Linked DNA regions of Homo sapiens: region 1 is linked to region 2. Evidence: chromatin loops called from intact Hi-C (ENCODE). Cell type or tissue: HCT116. All regions are shown on one strand. Each heading gives the region's core, and the rest is flanking DNA. Links, peaks and the distances in the headings are about the cores only.

What was found. Peaks named below come from ENCODE experiments on the same cell type or tissue, not always from the same donor. Only the 100,000 strongest peaks of a DNase experiment are listed, where the experiment ranks them.
Region 1: it touches region 2 in a loop (4-fold over the local background); 2 of 110 quality-filtered maps call a loop at or near these places.

The regions. Positions count from the first base shown.
Region 1 is chr19:55,772,495-55,783,229 of GRCh38, reverse strand. RFPL4AL1 (ret finger protein like 4A like 1) reads right to left here. Exons shown (of 3, transcript NM_001277397.2): 3 at 9,810-10,628. The coding sequence ends at 10,051. It also overlaps the pseudogene RFPL4AP1. Among named protein-coding and RNA genes, the nearest start is that of RFPL4AL1, 8.7 kb to the right of the region's middle. In HCT116, for the core only: a CTCF peak has its summit at 5,464 (motif pointing left); a DNase peak (open chromatin) is centred at 5,458; H3K27me3 peaks cover 923 bases.
Region 2 is chr19:55,940,436-55,951,170 of GRCh38, reverse strand. It overlaps NLRP8 (NLR family pyrin domain containing 8), which reads right to left and starts at 3,339. Exons shown (of 10, transcript NM_001433706.1): 1 at 2,902-3,339. The coding sequence starts at 3,268. In HCT116, for the core only: CTCF peaks have their summits at 5,165 (motif pointing right) and 6,565; a DNase peak (open chromatin) is centred at 5,190.

The DNA of each region.
Region 1 (10,735 bases), core at 962-8,961, 170 kb after region 2:
TAGGGAATTTTAAAAGTAGTCTTTGGTAAAACAAAAATTAAACTGGGAAATAACTGTCAAAATCAGCCTTTGTGGAAAATTTGAATCTAATAATTTACAACCTCCAGGGGAACCGTGAGTGAAGGAAGAAGCTGCTTAATTTCAGGAAGAGAGTTGTGGCTTTTTTTTTTTTTTTTTTTTTGTGGAATCTTGTTCTATCACCAGGCCAGAGTGCAGTGGCATGATCTCGACTCACTGCAAGCCCCTTCTTCCGGGTTCAAGCGATTCTCCTGCCTCAGCCTCCCGAGTAGCTGGGATTACAGGCACCCACCACCACGCCCAGCTAATTTTTGTATCTTTAGTGGAGATGGGGTTTCACCATGTTGGCCAGGGTGGTCTGGATCTCCTGACCTGGTGATCCGCCCGTTTCGGCCTCCTAAAGCGCGGGGATTACAGGCGTGAGCCACTGCACCCAGCTGAGTTGTGGTAATTTGACTCACCCACCTACTCTTCCCCACTCTGCAGCTTGATGGCTGCTGAGAACATGGAGTCCCTCATTCCCAGGCCAGCACGCTGATGCCACAGGATGAAGAATCTTTGTTCTCAAAGAATTGTGGTTGTGTGCCTCCATCTATCTTAGTGGTTCCTTGAAGGGTTGGCTCAAGGGCTTGCCTTTATTTCACCCTTTTTAGATCTACACAGACTGAAGCTGATTTATTGGGGGGTGCCAGTGTCATTAAAAGCACTTAAAGACAAATACACTTGCTGAAGTTGCCTGGGTGAGGGATAACAGGGAAAACAGATGACAGAATGAAAAGCCTATTAAGGAAGAGTCTGGGGGGAGAATTACATGAGATAGTAAGGGCTTTGAATAGCACTGAGGTATACCAAGGATTGAGTTCAATCATACATGTCCATGCAAGATTATAAAAATCTGAGAAACCCTATGTTTTACCTCTGATGATCCCGAGGCTCCATGCAAGCAGGAAATGAAGGCTGAAATGAGAGTTGTAAAAATCCTGGCTAGTGAACCTGGGAGGTGGAGGTTGCAGTGAGCCGAGATCGCGCCACTGCCCTCCAGCCTGGGCGACAGAGCTAGACTCCGTCTAAAAAAAAAAAAAAAAATCAAAATCCTGGCTAAGCTCCCTAGAGGGATCCCATGGCAAAGAGCTTGAGAGAATTTTGGGTTTGCGTTCAGGCATGTTTTAAAAATCTCCATCAAATTGTTAGTAGACCAGAAGGCAGAGACTTCAGTGGCCACACAGGAGAAAGTGAAACCTTTACACAGTAGTTTACAAAGGTTCAAACAAAACAAAAAATGAAAACAAAAACAGAAGACTCCAACTCACAACCAGCAGCAACAAGAAAGCCTGCTCAGGGGTGAGAATTTGATGTCCAGGGTTTGCCACACACAGTGTCCACTTTTTCTTACCAAAACAATGAGGCACACACACAAGACAGTATAATAGTCGTAAGAAAAAATAGCATATGAGCAAGCCAAGACATTGGGCTTCCTCTCCAAATACTAAATTAATTATCTTAAATATGTGCAAAGAACTCAAGAAAATCAAGGGCAGAAGAACAAAAATAAACCAGAGGAATAACTCCTCATCAAATAGAGAACATGAATAAAGAGAAAGTTTAAGAAGGAACCAGTGAGCAATTTAGGGGCAATAAAGTACAACAACTGAAAGGAAAATTCACAAGAGAGTTTCAACAGAACTATTTTTTATTAAAAAATTTTTTTGAGATCTCACTGAGGTAAAACGGAACATCTTGAGCATGTAAAGTTTGATTCTTGTTTTGTTTAAATTATCAGAATAATTGTATGTAATGATTGTGTATGTCATGGTGTTTTGCAATGTAGATGCGTTACCAAACGGGTAAATCTAGTTAGGTAATATATGCATTTCCTCGAAAAGTTGTCATGTTTTTTATGAAAACACTGAAAATTGCCTCCCTTAGCATTTTTCAAGAATATTATTATTAACTATTGTTGCCATGTTGTATTTATTTCTCCTGTCTAGCTGAAATTGTGTGTATCTTGGCCAACCATTCCCTAACCCTCCCACCTCACTGCCCCAGCCCCAGCCCCAGCCCCAGCCCCGGCCCCTGGTAACCCCATTTTGCTCTCTAGTTCTTTTTTTTCCTTCTTTTTTTGAGACGGAATTTCACTCTGTACCCCAGGCTGGAGTGCAATGGTGCAATCTCAGCTCACTGTAACCTCCACCTCCCGGGTTCAAGCGATTCTCTTGCCTCAGCCTCCCGAGTAGCTGGGATTACAGGCGTGCACCACCATGCCTGGCTAGTTCTTGTATTTTTAGTAGAGACGGGGTTTCACCATGTTGGCCGGGCTGGTCTTGAACTGACCTCAGGTGACCCGCCCGCCTCGGCCTCCCAAAGTGCTGGGATTACAGGTGTCAGCCACTGCATCCGGTCTTGCTCTCTAGTTCTGTGAGATCACTTTTTAAAATTCTCCAAGTGAATGAGATCACGTGATATCTCTCTTTCTGTGGCTGTATGTTTCACTAAGCATAGTGTATTCCAGGTTCATTTCTGTAGATGCAAATGACAGAACTTTCTTCTTTTCTATGGATAATACTATTCCATTGTGTATATATGTTACATTTTCTTTTCTGTTTTTGAAGATAGGGTCTCACTCTGTAGCCCAGGCTGGAGTGCAGTGGCATGATCATGGCTCATGGCTCCCTGCAGCCTCAACTTCCTGGGGCTCAAGCAATCCTCCCACCTCAGCCTCCTAAGTGGCTGAAACCACAGGTGCAAACCAACACACCCAGCTAATTTTTTTATTATTATTTTTGTAGAGATGGGGTTTTGCTTTGTTGCCTAGGCTGGTCTCAAACTCCTGAGTCCAAGCAATCCTCCCTTCTCGGCCTCCCGAAGTGCTGGGATTACAGGCTTGAGCCATCACGATGGGCTCTGTCTCTTCTTTCTCTGCCTCTCTTGATTTTGCCCTGTCTTCCTTTTCTCTTGCTTACTCATTGTTTTAATTCACCCCTTCCTCACTCCTTCACTGTAGCTGAAGATTTACTACTTTGATCCTGAAAAAACGTGTCTTGAATTTTTAAAATTTTATTTAACATTTATCCATTTTCTATTTCATTGACTACTACTGTAGTCTTTGTTTTGTTTTGTTTTTTACCTAATTTGCCACTGCATTTGCTCACTTAAAAATGGAAGCTAGACCGGCCGGGCACGGTGGCTTGCTCCTGTAATCCCAGCACTTTGGGAGGCTGAGGCGGGCGGATCACGAGGTCAGGAGATCGAGACCATCCTGGCTAACATGCTGAAACCCTGTCTCTACTAAAAAAAAACAAAAATACACAAAATTAACCAGACGTAGTGGCGGGCGCCTGTGGTCCCAGCTACTTGGGAGGCTGAGGCAGGAGAATGGCGTGAACCCGGGAGGCGGAGCTTGCAGTGAGCCGAGATCGCGCCACTGCACTCCAGCCTGGGCGACAGAGCAAGACTCTGTCTCAAAAAAAAAAAAAAAAAAAAAAAAAGGAAGCTAGATCATGGATGAGGGTATTTTCCTTGATTTTATAAGTGTCTATTTCTATAAATTTCCCTCTAAACCTCAACTACATCTGCACATTTTGTGATATTGTGCATTTACTTTCACTCAGTGTAAGGTATTTTATAATTTCCTTTATAAGTTCACCTTTGATTTGTGTTTTATTTTAAAGTGGTTGTTTAATTTTCATGTATGTGGAGATTTTACAGATTTCTTCTTGTTACTGATTTATAATTTAATTCTGTTGGCATTTGAGAACAGCGTGTATATTATTTCAATTTTCATGTCAATGTGATTTGTCTTATGGCCACATCTGTCTATGCTAGCGAATGTTCAATGTATACTGGAGATGAATGTGTGTTTTCCAGTTGTTGGGTAAAACTGAACAAATACAGGCAGATACTTTTATCAGTTTAACAGGCAGTGTTTCCTTGTCATTTAGTAAGTGAATTAATTTTGGGGGTCAATTTATATTATTATAGTTTATAACCTCCATAACACATTTACTTGATCTTACAGCAAAGCAAAAGAAAAACATTTGCAAATTCATCTGAAAATGTTAAACGTTTATTGTGAAAGAAACATAAGCATGAGTTACCAAAAAATGACACTGCTTTATATTTCATATGCAATTTTTCATCAGCAATACAAGTAGAGCTCAGAATTCCTTGAAAGACCCACATTCTTCTTCCATAACTTTGAACCATAAGTGGACCAAGCGGAGAAGTTCTCGCCTTTGGTCACGAGCACACAGCCACTTACTGTGGATGTTTTCTGTGTTCAAGTGTATAGTTGCCTTGCCCAGGATAAATTGGGGAACTGGCAATGCCATTATTAATTACACACACACACTCAAGTATCCGTGATCATCACGACTTGTATCTGCATGAGCAAAACATGGGCGCAGTGGCTCAGTAGCAGAAATTTTCGTGAATGTGAAGATATGTGACCTATCACTGACATTATAGAAGGAAATGGCCCTCGTTTTTATATCCAGGTAAATCCCCACTCGGTGTAGACCTGAGCTCACCCAGAGACCCGTCACAGGCTTAGTGCTGGCAAAGTAGATCTGTCCTTGTCTCAAACCCACAGTCCAGAAGCCGAGTTCTGAAGAGAGTACAACGTTCCCCTGTCGGTTCACAGATTCCTTGCACACGCCCACATCCCACACTTGGCTGGTGCCCACGCCCACCTCCCAGTAATGGCGGCCGGAAGTGAAGCGAGGGGTGCCCAGGACGCACAGGGCAGTGTCGAACCTCTCAGCTTGCTCCTTCCTATTCTGTCTGAAATTCCCACATCGGACACGCCTCAGGTCTTCAGAAACGATGAGATCGTTGTTGGCTGTGTCCACATCCAAGGTCATATCCACTGTGCAAAGAAGAACCGGTAGTTCAGCAAAGACACACACTACAGACTCCCTCTGCCTTTCTACTGCACAGACCCAAATATTTTATTCATTGTCACTTCTTTTATTCCACGTTCATTCTCAGATCCGAACTTTCTTTAGGAATTTCCCTGGCCCCCCGATTAAGTCAAATTTTATGTATAGAATGTATGAATATAATTGCAACAAGCCCACCTTTCTCATAGTAAAATTCTTGTTTAAGTTATTCAATATTTTGATTAAAGGTTTTTCTCCCTCTTGGTGCATAGGATGGATGAAGGAGGAGATGATAGTTTGCTCTCATAAATTGGTACAGATCCTGTGAAAATCTATACTGTGCGCTGATAACAGCTGATGTTTGGGATCACAAATCTTTTAGGTTGCAGACTTCAGCTAATGCCCGTATTGAACGGAAAGACATTTAAAAGCTGCTTTTTCCAAGGCCCTTTATGGGCTTGGAGCAGGTAGTACAGATTCCTTACCTTGGAACTTTCTCATCCTTGGATTCATCTGCAGAACAGCTCTCACCTTGGGCTCTAGTTCCTTGATCTTGGACACCAGCGCCCCCAGCTGGGCAGCGGGCCTGATGTCATTTTTCTGAGAGACCACAGGGCAGAAAGGGCACAGCACCCCCTTCCCATCGGGCCCCTTTCGCAGTGAGTTCATGCATCGGAGGCAACAGATGTATCCACATTTCAGGTGCGTGGGGTTTTCAAGATAATCCAGGCAGATAGGACAACTGCTTGCTTGTTTAAAGTGTTCAGCCATGGCCACTGTCTGGGAGTAAATAGGCATGGTATTAGCTTTTACGTGAGTGGAATGGCTGATAGTTCTTGGGACACTTTCATCTTTACCTGCATGAAGACATCATCGCCTACTCTTTGTAAAGCACTGGTACTAGGAAATGAAGATACAATATAAGTACAAATATAAATGATCAGGGCCCTGACCTTCCAATATTGGAAATACTGGCTAGAATGAAGGCCATGGCTTGGTATGAGGCTTTGAGTTGAGTGGCAAAAGGGTCTACAGCTGAGCTATCCAATATGGTAGCCACCAGCCACATGTGGCTACTGAGCACCTGAAATGGGGCTTATCTAAATGAAGATGTGTTGTGAGTATAAAATATACACTAAATTTTGAAGACCTAAGGGAGATGTAAACTATCTGTTAGAGAATCTTAAAAATGTATTACATGTGAAATGCTTATATTTTGTTAAACTTACTTAGGCTTATTTCATTTTGCTTGATTTATGTGGCTATTAGACAATAAATTTATCTTACATATGTTGATCACATTATGTTTATATTGGACAGCACTGGAGACCCTCAACCTCCACAATAAGCCTGGCCAATTTTTGTGTTTTGGAGAGATGAGGTCTCACTATGTTGCCCAGGCTGATCTCCTACTACTGACCTCAAATGATCCACCTGCCTCAGCCGCCCAAAGTGCTGGGATTTCAGGCAGGTGCCACCATGCCAGGTCCTCTGAACCTTTTCTAATAAATGGTGATTTGAAGCCAGTATGAGACGACAGATTAGAGCTGGACTCCTGTCTCCCTGGGAGTTGAATTAACATAAAGCTTTTCTTTTCTCAAAAACTCCCGTGGCATAGTATTTGTTCCACCTGGATGTGGCATGAAACTTACAGCATTATATTACACAAAAAACAAAAATAAATAAGTTGGACTATGTCAAACAAAAAATGTTCTGCATAGTGAAGGAAACAAGGGAGACGATGAAAAGAAAGCCTACAGAATGGAAAAAAATGTTTGCAAATTATATATCTGATATTAGGTTAATATCCAAAATATATAAAGAACTCATAACGCAATAGAAAAAAAAAACCCCTAAAACTAACATTCTGATTATGAAATGGGCAAAGGCGAGATCATGCCACTGCACCCCAGCCTGGTGACAGAGCGAGACTTCGTCTAAAACAATAAATAAATAAAAATAAAAGAGTTAAACCAGTAACTAACAAATTTTTGAGTGTACAGCATGGCAGGTAAGAAGGGAAAAAACTTGGCTGGTCGCGGTGGCTCACACTTGTAAATTCCAGCACTTTCTGAGGCTGAGAAAGGAGGATCGTTTGGGCCCAGGAGTTCGAGACCAGCCAGCGCAACATCGTGAGACCCGTGTCTACAAATAATTTTAAAAATTAGCCGGGTGTGGTGGCCCATACCTGTGGTCCCAGCTACTCGGGAGGCTGATACGGGAGGATCACGTGAGCCCAGGAGATAGAGGCTGCAGTGAGCCAAGATCGCACCACTGCATCCAGCCCAGGCAGCAGCAAGACCCTGTCTCCCCCCAAAAAAAGAAAAAGAAAACAAAGAAAAGAAACAACTTTGCTGAAACACTGAAACTCCCTCTGTTCAGGAAACAAAAGAACTGGCTGAAATTGGCTAGAGCCAATGTGGCCAGCTGGAGTCTGTGCAGAACAAGCTTGCTGAAGTCACAGCCCGAATTTCCACTGCATGTTGTACATTAACACCCTTTGAATTTCCACAGTCGACCCACAAGAAAGCACGAAAAGATAACTGCCCATGCCCATGGACTTTCCAGACCTCCCTTTTCCTTCCATCAATTACTTACTGATCTCAGAATCCATCCCCTGAACCTTTTTTAATCACCCAGGCTGGAGTGCAGTGGTTCGATCTCGGCTCACTGCAGCCTGAAACTCCCGGGCTCAGATGATCCTCCTGCCTCAGCCTCCCCGAGTAGCTGGAACTACAGGCCTGCACCACCATGTGCAGCTCATTTTTGTGGTTTTGGAGAGGGGGGGGTCTCACTGCGTTGCCCAGGCTGGTCTCCTACTCCTGAGCTCAAGTGATCCACCTGCATCTGCCTCCCAAATTGCTGGGATTTTAGGCATGAGACACCATGCCAGGCCCTCTGAACCTTTTCTAATAAATGCTGACATGAAGCCAGTATGAGACGACAGATTAGAGCTGGACTCCTGTCTCCCTAGGGTTTTCATTTCAATGCAATGCTTTCCTTTTCTCAAACATCCCCATGTCATCCTATTCACTCCTAGAGTATTGGACAGCGAATCCCTTTTACTCGATAATGTTGGCAGAAGAATAGATCAAGAAATTGTGCTATATATACAATGAAATATCGTACACCATAAAAAAATGGATGAAACTTGAGGGCATTTTGCTAAGTGGAATAAGTCATATAGAAAGCGATAAATACCGAATGACCTAACTTACTAGGAACCTAAAAACACTGAAGTCATAAAATTAGAGAGTGGAATTAAAATGGTGATTGTAAATGAAAGACCTGAAATGGTAAAACTATCAGATCAAAACACAGGGGGAAAGATCTAAGAAATTTGTCTGGGCAAACTTGTTTTTTGATATAACCACCTAAATCACAGGCAACAAAAGCAAACATAGACAAGTGGGATCGCATCACATGTAAAAGCTGCTGCACAACAAAGGAAACAATAAGTTGAAGAGACAATCTACACAGTGGGAGAAGATATTTGCAAACCATACATCCGATAAGGGGTTAATATCCAGAATACATAAGGCACTCAGGCAAGACAACAAATAGGTGAATTAAAAAGTGGGCTAGGATGGGTATATAGTTTCAATTTTGGAAGATGAAAAGATTTCTGGAGATGAATGGCAGTGATGGTGGCAAAATAATATGGACATCATAAATACCATTGAATTTTACACTTAAAAATGGTTAAGATGGTCAATTATATATACTTTACCACCATTTGTTAAGAAATAAAAGACTGAATGAAAATGAATAGTATTCTGTGGGATCATATCAAGTGATACGGTTTGGCTCTGTGTCCCCAGCCAAACCTCATGTTGAATTGTCATCCTCAGTGTTGGGGGAGGGACCAGGTGGGAGATGATTGGATCACGGGGACGGATTTCCTCCGCGCTATTCCCATGACCGTGAGTGAGTTCTCAAAGATCTGATGATTTCAAAGTGTATGGCACTTTCCTCTTTCTCTCTTTCCTGTCACTATGTGAAAAAGCCACTCGCTTCCCCTCTGCCTTCCTCCATGATTGTTAAATTTCCCGAGGCCACCCAGTGATGTTCCCCGTGCGACCTGCAGAACTATAAATTAATGAAACCTCTTTTCTTCATAAATTACCCAGTCTCCGGTAGTTCTTTAGAGCAGTGTGAGAATGAACTGTTACAGAATATTGGTACCAGGAGTGAGGCACTGCTACTATGGTACCTGAAAATGTGGAAGCGACTTTGGAACTGGGTAACGGGCAGAGGTTGCAACCGTTTGCAGGGCTCAGAAGAAGACAGGAAGATGTGAGAATGTCTGCAACTTCCCAGATACTTGTCAGATGGTTTTGATCAAAATGCTGACAATTGAATTGCTCTTAGTGAAGTAAGTTCAAGTAGAAATTAAGGTGATTGATTACGATATTTTCTTCCTATTATGAGTTTCTCACTGAGCTTCAACCGCATCTAGAAATTTTGTAAATGTGTGCTTTTCATTCAACTCAGGATAGCTGTAATTTCCATTGTAATTTCATATTTGATCATTTTATTTAGAAGTGGTTATTTAATTTGCATATATGTGGAGAATTTATGGATTTCTTCCTGTTATTGATTTCCAATTTGACTCTGTTGCCGTCATAGGAGAGGGTGTATTGTATTTCAATTTTAAAGCTAACGAGTTCTCTCTAAGACCACACATATTCGTGGCAAACACTCAGTGTGCACTTGAAATGAATGTCAGTGTTCAGTTATTGGGTTAAACTGAATACATGAACATATATAATTTTGCCGTATTCATAGGTCCTTATCATTTGAAATTCAGTTACTGTGTTGGGTCACATTCAAATTATTATTTCGTTCATAACTTCCATAACACACAGTACACTAATCTTGCAGCAAATAGAAAAGATTGGCAAATGAATCTGAATTTTCAAAATATTTATTGAACAGAAATATAAACATAAGCCCCAAAGAAAACAACATGACAAACTTTAAGTACAATGTAATTTTCCCCTCATTAATATAATTGCTTTCTGTTCATGGTTTACAGAGTGATGGCTCTTTCCCTTCTGTCCCTTTGTACCTATGTGTATCTAGCGGAAAAGTTCTTAGCTATGGCTATGGGGGCACTGAAACTTCCTAAAGATGATTATGTTCAAATGTTTATTTACTTTCCCTCAGAAGAAACTGGGGCACTGGCAGTGGATGGATTGATCACAGAACAGATACTCAGGATGCTCTGATCATCTTGACTTCCACGTTTATGAGCAAAAAATGGACGCCAGGGCTCGCAAACAGGAATCTCGATGAATGTGTTGATATGGCACCCATCACTAACATTGTAAAAGGCAATGGACCTCATACCTACATCCAGGAAAATCCCCACTCTGTGCAACTGGGGACTCACCCAGAGAGGAGTCATAGGCACAGTGCTGGCAGCAAAGACCTTTCCTTCTCTGCAACCCACAGTCAAGAAGCCGTGTTCTGAAGAAAGCTCAATCTTCCCCTGTCGGTTGACAGATTCCTTGCACACGCCCACATCCCACACTTGGCTGGTGCCCACGTCCACCTCCCAGTAATGGCGGCCGGAAGTGAAGCGAGGGGTGCCCAGGACGCACAGGGCAGTGTCGAACCTCTCAGCTTGCTCCTTCCTATTCTGGCTCAAATCCCCACTTCGGAAACTCCTCAGGTCTTCAGAAATGATGAGATAGTTGTTGGCTGTGTCCACATCGAAGGTCATATCCACTGTGCAAAGAAGAACCAGGAGTTCAGCAAAGACACACACTACAGACTCCCTCTGCCCTTTGACTGCAAACACTTAAACACATTATTCACTTTTACTTTTATTCTAC
Region 2 (10,735 bases), core at 1,109-9,108:
AGCATGGCCTTCTTGCCCTGAGGAACATGGAAAGGCACATCAGCACTAGTTTTGGGTACCATTTTTATTTTTATTTTTATTCTTATTTTTTTTGAGACTAAGTCTCACTCTGTCACCCAGGCTGGAGTGCAGTGGTGTGATCTCAGCTCACTGCAACCTCTGCCTCCTGGGTTCAAGCGATTCTTCTGCCTCAGCTTCCCAAGTAGCTGGGACTACAGGCGTGCGCCACCACGCCCGGCTAATTTCTGTATTTTTAGTAGAGATGCGGTTTCACCGTGTTAGCCAGGCTGGTCTCAAACTCCTGACCTCATGATCCTCCCGCCTCGGCCTCCCAAAGTGCTGGGATTATAGGCGTGAGCCACTGCGCCTGGCCCCACCTCGGCCTTTCAGACTGCTGGGATTATAGGCGTGAGCCATCGTGCCCAGCCTGGGTGCTATTTTAAACAGCAAAACCACCAACTCAAAGCACAAAAGTGTGGCACCACATAGGCGTGGAAATGACACTGGCTTACGGGGTGAGAGCTAAAGCCAGAAGGCAGAGCGTCACCTTGTTTGACCTCGGCTAGGAGGTCAGCTCGATTTTTTTGCTGCGTTGCTGTCTGGGAATGATCTTGAAAGCGCTGTAAGTATTGATTTGGGGGTTACGAATACATTTTAATGAGTAGGCACATTCACGAATACAGAATCCATGAACAATGAGGATCAACTGCGTACGTGTGTCTCTGTGTGTGTGTGTGTGTGTGTGTTTCTTGAGATGGAGTTCTGCTTTTGTCACCCAGGCTGGAGTGCAGTGGCATGATCTTAGCCCTCTGCAACCTCTGCCTCCTGGGTTCAAGCAATTCTCTTGCCTTAGCCTCCCGAATAGCTGGGATTACAGGCACCCGTCACCACGCCCGGCTATTTTTTTTTTTTTTGTAGTTTTAGTAGAGACTGGGTTTCACCATGTTGGCCGGGCTGGTCTTGAACTCCTGACCTTGGGTGATCCACCCACCTCTGCCTCCCAAAGTGCTGGGATTACAGGCGTGAGCCACCGTGCCTGGCCTCTCTGTGTATTTTTCATCAGGTTTTCATAAATATTAACATTTTCTGTTTAACACTAAGATTTTCTCTACCACTGGGTCACGGGGTTTCCATCCCCTCTGATTTTCTTTTCCGGTGACTCTCTCTCCTTTTCACATGATGAGCTATTTCCTCCTGTGTTAGGTCTCAACCTTAGCATCATTTCCTCAAAGAGGACTTCCTAGGCTGCCTTATCAAAAGAAAGTCCCTTTTCACAATCAATTACTCTCTAGCCATCTAATATTTGAGCACCTATGACATGCTAGGTGCTGAGCCAGCTGTTGGGGTGCCAGTGGCTAAGGAGACGTAAGGCACCCACTCTCCTGTGTTTATGTTTAAAACTGTGGAGCTGACGTTTTCTCCATTCTTACCAATGAGACTGACTACTTGTAATATCAGCTATTGGGAGAGGCGGGTTCACAGCTCCTATCATGTTTCTGGATTGGTGTATTTTCCTTTAATACAGTAGTCCCCCCTTCTCTGCAGGGTCTATGTTCCAAGATCCCCGGTGGATATCTGAAACTGTGGATAGTACTGAACAATGTGGATACTGATTTTTTTAAATACATATCTAGGCCGGGTGTGGTGGCTCACACCTGTAATTCCAGCACTTTGGGAGGCCGAGGCAGGCAAATCACCTAAGGTCAGGAGTTTGAAACCAGCCTGGCCAACATGGTGAAACCCCGTTTCTACTAAAAATACAAAAATTAGCTGGGTGTGGTGGTGCGCACCTGTAATCCCAGCTACTGGGGAGGCTGAGGCATGAGAATTGCTTGAACCTGGGAGGTGGAGGTTGCAGTGAGCTGAGATCACACCACTGCACTCCAGCCTGTGTGACAGAATGAAGACTCCATCTCAAAATAGAAAAAAAATACATACCGATCTATGATAAAAGTTTAAATTATAAATTAGGTACAGTAAGAGATTAACAATAATAATGAAATAGAACAATTATAATACTATACTATCATAAACGGTATGTAAATGTGGTCTCTCTCTGTCTCAGAATATCTCAGTGTACTGTACTCATCTATTTTTGGCCATGATCAACCCAAACTTCAGAAAGCAAAACCTTGGATAAGGGGATGACTGTAGTCCAGCTCTGCTTTATTCATATTGAAGATGAGGTTTTGGATTACAATATCCTCCAGTGGGATTCACCCTTTGTTGCTGCGAAATGGCCTTTTAAAGTGTTTAACCTTCTTGCTTTAAATATAGCACTCCTGACATCACCATAGCTATACCAGCTGTCTTCTGCTGTTTCCATAGCATATGCTTTTCCACTATTTTACTTCCTACTTCTCTATGACTTCATTTAACGTTCACCTCATATAAGCAGTATTCAGTTAAGTTTTTAAAAAATAGGCCCATATGGGCTGGGCACAGTGGCTCACACCTGCAATCCCAGCACTTTGGGGGGCCAAGGCAGGCGGATTACCTGAGGTCAGTAGTTCGAGACCAGCCTGGCCAACATGGTGAAACCCCGTCTCTACTAAAAATAAAAAAAAATTACCCAGGCATGGTGGTGGGTGCCTGTAATCCCAGCTACTCAGGAGGCTGAGGCAGGAGAATCACCTGTACCTGGGAGGCGGGGTTTGCAGTGAGCCGAGATTGTGCCATTGCACTTCAGCCTGGGCAAGAAGAGCGAAACCCCATCTCAGAAAAATAAAATTAAAAAAATGCCCGTATGACAGTCTTTGCCTTTGGGTTAGATCCATTATCTTCCTCCACTGTTTGCTTTCTTGCTCAGAAGGCCAATAAGTGATAGGGGTGGTGACTAGAGTAGTTTAGCTGCCCAGCAGCCAAGCCCACCCCCACTTTATCCACCAGATCAACACTCACCATTTATCTCTCTGCGGACTACAACACACATTTTATCACAGTTCATAATGGCAAAGATGTTCGAAGTCACATCCCAAGCGCGTCGTCCAGGGAAACGCTCTATCAAGAGATGAACCACCTCTGCCCAGCTGGCTGTCTCGACCTGGTCCCAGGTGATGGGCATGGTGCCAGTACTGAGCTCAGTCAGTAAGAGCTGCTTGAACCGTTGTAGCTCCTCATGGCTCACGTTTCTCATGTACAGCATGACCCCATTTTCACATGGGGAGCCGGGGTAGCAAGAGAATGTCCAGGGCGGAATATGAGAACTGTGAGTGGAGGAGGATGAAAAGGGAATGGGGGTGTCAGAGGGTGGATTCACGTCACTCATCTTTAGTCAAGGCAGAGAACACCTCAGTGTCCACGATAAAGACAACCGATTGGAAGAGAGAAACACGAGACCTGCAGAGACATAAAACAATAAAACAAGAAGATGAAAACACTACCCAAGAAAACAGATTCGTGTAATGCTTACTTGGCAGGTATTCTGCGTGCCGGGTACTCCCTTTACCTCCTTTCCTCAAAGATTCTCTGCCCTATGGAAAAACTGAAGATGCATGGAATGTTTGGGATTAGTCCATTAGACTAATGGATTGTTTGTAGTTTCTATTCTCCATGACTTCTTTTGGGGAAGAGGCAAGCAAAATATCAAAGCCTTCACAAAAGGTTTAGCGAAAAGAAAAATTAGAAGCAGGTAAAATAATTCAGTGAAGCTAAAATCTAGAAAATATATGGTTGGTTAGAAGGCTCCATTAGATTAAAAGTGATCTCAAATTCAACAAAGTTTTTATTCTTAAAAAAATGGATCATGTATTAGAGAGATGCAAATCAAAACCACAACGAGATGTCATCTCACACCAGTCAGAATGGTGATTATTAAAAAGTCAAGCAATAACAGATGCTGTATTCTTAAAAAATGGATCATGTATTAGAGAGATGCAAATCAAAACCACAACGAGATGTCATCTCACACCAGTCAGAATGGTGATTATTAAAAAGTCAAGCAATAACAGATGCTGGTGAAGTCGCAGAGAAAAAGGAACACTTATACTCTGTGTGTGGGAGTGTAAATTAGTTCAACTACTCTGGATGACAGTGGGGCAACTCCTCAAAGACCTAAAAAGAGAACTACCATTCAACTCAGCAATCCCATTACTGGATATATATCCAAAGGAATATAAATCATTCTATTATAAAGACACATTCCTGTGTATGTTCATTGCAGCACTACTCACAATAGCAAAGTCATGGAATCAACCTAAATGCCCATCAGTGATAGACCGGATAAAAAAATGTGGTACATAAACACCATGGAATACTATGCAGCCATAAAAAAGAATGAGATCATGACCTTTGCAGGAACATAGATGGAGCCAGAGACCATTATTCCTTAGCAAACTAACACAGGAACAGGAAACCAAATACCACATGTGCTCATTTATAAGTGGTAGCTAAACGATGAGAACACATGGACACATAGAGGGAACACCACACACTGGAGTCTGCTAGAGGCTGGAGGGTGGGAGGAGGGAGAAGATCAGGAAAAATAACTAATGGGTACTGGGATTAATACCTGGGTGATGAGATAACCTGTACAACAAACCCACCCCCATAACACGTTTGCCTATATAACAAACCTGCACATGTACCCCTGTATCTAAAAGAAATGTAAAAAAGAAATAAAATAAAAAGGATCATGGGTGTATTTTTGTCCCCCCTGCCCCAACTTCCAATAATAGTTTATTTATTTATTATTTATTTATTTACTTAGAGACAGAGTCTCACTCTGTTTCCCAGGCTGGAGTGCAGTGGTGTGATCTCGGCTCACTGCAACCTCCACTTCCCTGGTTCAAGCAATTCCCTTGCCTCAGCCCCCTGAGTAGCTGGGATTACAGGCACCTGCCACCATGCCTGGCTAATTTTTTTGTATTTTTAGTATAGATGGGGTTTCACTATGTTGGCCAGGCTGGTCTCAAACTCCTGACCTCAAGTGATCCACCCACCTCAGCCTCCCAAAGTGCTGGGATTACAGGTGTGAGCCACTGCACCTGGCCAATAGCTTCTTCTTTAACACTTCTCCCTCTTATAACTTATGTGACACCCAAACATCTGGATAAACTTGTTTAATTGACTCAGTCCTCCCTTGGGTCCAGAGTAGCTGGGCTTGGTCCCAGGACAAAGGTGATATGCTCCTGGGTGGCTGACTCTTGCTAGTGCTCCTTCCGTCCAGTGGGTGGCGCTGCATGGAGGAGCCTAACACAGTCACACATTTTCTACCTCTACTTATTCCATGACCATTGCTGACCACGTTCCAGCCACAGTGAGCTGCAGCTTTAAGAAATTTGCAGGACTGGCTGGGTGCGGTGGCTCACGCCTGTAATCCCAGCACTTTGGGAGGCCAAGACAGGTGGATCACTTCAGGCCAGGAGTTCCAGACCAGCCTGGCCAACATGGTGAAACCCTGCCTCTATTAAAAACACAAAAAGTAGCTGGGCGTGGTGGTGGGTGCCTGTAATCCCAGCTACTCGGGAGGCTGAGGCAGGAGAATTGCTTGAACCCAGGAGGCAGAGGTTGCAATGAGTGGATATCATGCCACTGCACTCCAGCCAGGGTGATAGAGCAAGACCCTGTCTCAAAAAAAAAAAAAAAAAAAAAAAAAAGAAAAGAAAGAAAGAAAGGAAAAGAAAAGAAATTTGCAGGGCAAGGGAGGATGTTGGCAGTTACATCATCGTTTTGCTTTACTTTCATTCACTGCTGAAGGGAACATAAGCAGGGGGAACCTATCTGAAAGGCCTTTTCACAATACTACCAATCGTGTGCACTGCCATGGAATTCAGTAGTTCTACTCCTAAAACTGCAACCTGAGGCCAGGTGTGGTGGCTCATGCCTGTAATTTCAGCACTTTGGGAGGCTGAGGTGGGAGGATCACGAGGTCAAGAGATTGAGACCATCCTGGCCAACATGGTGAAAACCCGTCTCTACTTAAAAAAAAAAAAAAAAAAAACAAATATTGGCTGGGCGTGGTGGCATGCACCTGTAGTCCCAGCTACTTGGGAAGCTGAGGCAGGAGAATCACTTGAAACCAAGAGGGGGAGTTTGCAGTGAGTGAGCCAAGATCCCGCCACTGCACTCCAGCCTGGGCAACAGAGCGAGACTCCATCTCAAAAAAAACAAAAACAAAAAAGGCCAGGCGTGGTGGCTCACGCATGTAATCTCAGCAATTTGGGAGGCTGAGGTGGGCAGATCACAAGATCAGGAGATTGAGACCATCCTGGCTAACACGGTGAAACCCCGTCTCTACTAAAAATACAAAAACTTAGCCGGGCATGGTGGCAGATGCCTGTGGTCCCAGCTGCTTGGGAGGCTGAGGCAGGAGAATGGCATGAGCCTGGGAGGCAGAGCTTGCAGTGAGCCAAGATTGCGCCACTGCACTCCAGCCTGGGCGACAGAGTGAGACTCTGTCTCAAAAAACAAAACAAAACAAAACAAAACAAAACAAAAACAACAAAAAAACTGCACCTTACAGATACACTTGCACATGTGAGATGGTGTGTGCACAAGCCAGTCTGTCTTAGTCTGTTTGGACTGCCATAACAAATACCATACACTGGGTGGCTTAGTAACAACAGACATTGATTTCTCACTGCTCTGGGGGCTGGAAGTCCAAGATCAAGGGGTTGGCAGATTTAGTGTCTGGTGAGGGCAGCTTCCTGGTTCATAGAGAGCACCTTCTTGCTGTGTCCTCCTCACATGGAGGAAGGGGTGTGGGAACTCTCTGGAGGCTCTTTCATAAGGGCTGGAGTCCCAATCATGAGGGCTCTGGCCCCATGAGTTAATCACCTCCCAAAGTCCCTGCCTTCTTCTACCGTTACCTTGGTGGTTAGAGTTTCAGCCTGTGGATTTTGGGGGGACGCAGACATTCAGTTCATAACACAGTCCTTCTGGATTTACTCACTGAAATATCCCAGTGTCAAATATTACGCCAAACTCTCTATTTTTGGCACTGGGGATACGTTGGTGAGCAAAAGATACACAAAAAATTGTTGTCCTCATGTGGCTAAGATTTCAGTGAATGAAAATAAAGTGTAGGGGAGGAAAAGCTTTTCTCTGTCCCTTTATTGATCTTAGATTCATTGGCTGGAGGCTTGTACATTGGGGTCATGAAAGACAGATTCACAAAATCACAGCAAACAGAAGTTTATTTATGTGTGCATGCCCATGGGAGCACACTGATGCGATGGAAGACTATACACACCATGGGAAAAAGGAGAGGCGAGAGAGAACAGGAAGTGAGAAATAGCCTGCTGCGATTTGTAAAAGGCTGACGAAAGGGCTCACTGAAGCAGGGATGTCTGAGCAAAAGCTTGGAGGAGAGGAGGAGGTAAGAGGTCACGGAATGGGCTGTGTGGCTATCAGATGAGTTCCAGACAGAAGGGCAAGGACCACCACCCTATGGCCAGGACGTGCCTGGAGCTGTTGAGAAACAGCAGGACCAGGGTGAGTGGAGGTGAATGGGCAAGGGGAAGACAGTGGAGGTGATCTCAAGAGGTCACACAGGACCTGATTGGACTGGCGTGGGACGTCTATAATTTTTAGAAGGATTCTTCTGGCTGGCTCTCCTACTGAGAACAAGGGTAGGGAGCTATAGACATAATCCTGGAAAGAAGAATTGTGAGTTGTTGCACTAGTGTGACGAATTTACCATGAATTTGGTGGCTTAAGACGACACAGTTTTTTTTTTTTTTTTTTTTTTGAGATGGAGTCTCACCCTGTCACCCAGGCTGCAGTGCAGTGGCACGATCTCGGCTCATTGCAACCTCCACCTCCCAGGTTCAAGCAATTCTCCTGCCTCAGCCTCCCGAGTAGCTGGGACTACAGGCACCTGCCACCACGCCCGGCTAATTTTTGTATTTTTAGTAGAGACGGGGTTTCACCATGTTAGCCAGGATGGTCTCGATCTCTTGACCTCGTGATCCACCTGCCTCAGCCTCCCAAAGTGTTGGGACTTCAGGTGGGAGTCACCGCACCTGGCCGACAGCACAGTATTTTTAAGATAAAACATTCAGTTAGGGAGGCTAGAAGCCTGAAATGGGCTAAGATCACTGGACTAAAATTGAGGTGTTGGCAGGGCTGTTTCCTTCTGGAGACTCTAGGGGGAGAATCTGTTTCCTGGCCTTCTCCAGCTTCTAGAAGCCACATGCCATCCTTGGATTTTTGCTCCTTCCTCCTTCTTCAAAGGCAGCAGTGGGGCATCTTCTATCTCATTCCCTCTTCCCTTTCTAATACCTACGAACCAACCTCTCTTTATCCCTCCTCCCTGCTCCGCTTTCCATAAATACATACAGTTATTATGCATCAAAAAAAAAAAATCAGGCCAGGTGCAGTGGCTCACGCCTGTAATCCCAGCACTTTGGGAGGCCGAGGTGGGTGGATCACCTGAGGTCAGGAGTTCGAGACCAGCCTGGCCAAGATGTTGAAACCCCATCTCCGCTAAAAATACAAAAATTAGCCAGACATGGTGATGGGCGTCTATAATCCCAGCTACTCATGAGGCTGAGGCAGAGAATTGCTTGAACCTGTGAGGTGGAGGTTGCAGTGAGCCGAGATCACACCACTGCACTCCAGCCTGGGTGACAGAGAGAGACTCCGTCTCAAAAAAAAATTTTTTTTTCCTAAAGATGGAAATGCTGTGGGATGTCTGTACATTCAAGGGAGTAGAGAAGAGAAAAGTAGTGTTGGCAAGTGAGGAAATAACAGCAGGAGAAGGGGTATAATTGAGGACACAGGCTGGGTCTGAAGTGATCTTGGCAGGAAGAGGGTGGAGAGCACACGTCCAGATGCAGGTGGTTGATGGGTCTGAGCAAGGAGTTCCTGGCCTTTCAGAGAAATGAGGGACGGCAGAATACGCCACCCCCAAATATTCCAGTTTGTTGTACTCATTCTTAAAAATTGGTACGTGATAATTGTACATATTGATGGGAAAGGCAGGTGGGAGGGGTTGGATGAAGAGCGGTTGGTTAATAGGTACAAAAATACAATGGATAGAAGGAGTAAGCTCTAGCATTTGATAGCACAGTAGTGTGACTATAGTTCATAATAATTTGTTGTGTATTTCAAACGGACTATTTTGAGCTGAAGATACTTGAGAAGGAGCAGACACAAGAAAAAATCTGTCTTCCCTTGATTTGCCTAAATGCAAGACATCAGTTTGTAAAGGTGCCCCTTTTCCCCTTCTCTACCAGGAAACACAGAAGTTAATCACCGGAGACAAGCTCCAGATGCGTACAGCAGTGCGAGGGCGCCAGAAAAATCTACACAAGAAACCTTATGAACTAGCCCTCATCCTCCATTTTCTCCCCCATACATTTACCTTCTCACAATTTACCCCCCCAGGAATTCGAGGTCTTTCTCATTTGTCTTTTCACTTCTCTGAGAATGTACTGTTCTGGCCAGGCACAGTGGCTCACGCCTGTAATCCCAGCACTTTGGGAGGCCGAGGTGGGCGGATCACCTGAGGTCAGGAGTTCGAAACCAGCCTGGCCAACATGGCAAAACCCTGTCTCCACTAAAAGTACAAAAATTAGCTGGGAGTGGTGGCGGGCACCTGTAATCCAAGCTACTCGGGAGGCTGAGACGGGAGAATTGCTTGAACCTGGGAGGCGGGGGTTACAGTGAGCCTGGGCGACAGAGTGAAACTCCGTCTCAAAAAAAAGAGAATGTATTGTTCTTTTGTTAGCATGACATATAAGCCTAAGTTCTAACCACCCCTGAGTGTTCTCATCATGGAGTGCTCCCATGGGTATGCACACATAAACTTCTGTTTGCTGTGCTTTTGTTAATCTGTCTTTCATGAGCCTAATGCACAGACTCCAGCCAAGGAATCTAAGATCAATAAAGAGAGAGCCATGGAATCTAAGATCAATAAAGAGAGAGAGAGGGAAAAGTATTTCCTTCCCTACAGAAGTATATCAGGATCATCTACACATGAAATAAGCCAGGCACAGAAAGACAAACATTGCATGTTCTCACATATTTTTGGGATCTAAAAATTAAAACAGGTTGGGCACGGTAGCTCAAGCCTGTAATTCCAGCACTTTGGGAGGCTGAGGTGGGCAGATCACTTGAGTTCAGGAGTTCGAGACCAGACTGCCCAACATGGCGAAACCCTGTCTCTACAAAAAATACAAAAATAAGCCAGCTGTGATGGCGGGTGCCTGTAATCCCAGCTACTTGGGAGGCTGAGAAACGAGAATTGCTTGAACCCGGGAGGTGGAGGTTGCAGTGAGCCGAAATCGCACCACTGCGCTCCAGCCTGGGTGACAGAGCGAGAACCTGTCTCTAAATAAATAAATATCACAACAATTGAACTCATGGATATAGAGAGTAGAAGGGTGGTGTTCAGAGGCTGGGGAGGGTTGTGGGGTGTGGGGAGGAAAGTGGGGGATGGTTAATGTGCCCAAAAAATTAGAAGGACTGAATAAGACCTTGTATTTGATAGCACAACATGGTGACTATAGTCTATGGCAATTTAATTATACATTAAAAATAACTAAAATAGTATAATTGGATTGTAACACAAAGGATAAATGTTTGAGGGGACGGATACCCCATTCTCCATCATGTGGTAATTACACATTGCATACCCGTATCAAAGCATCTCGTGTACCCCATAAATATATACCTCTACTATGTACCCAGAAAAATTAAAAATTAAAAAGCAGGCCGGGTGCGGTGGCTCATGCCTGTAATCCCAGCCCTTTGGGAGGCCGAGGCGGGCGGTTCACCTGAGGTCAGCAGG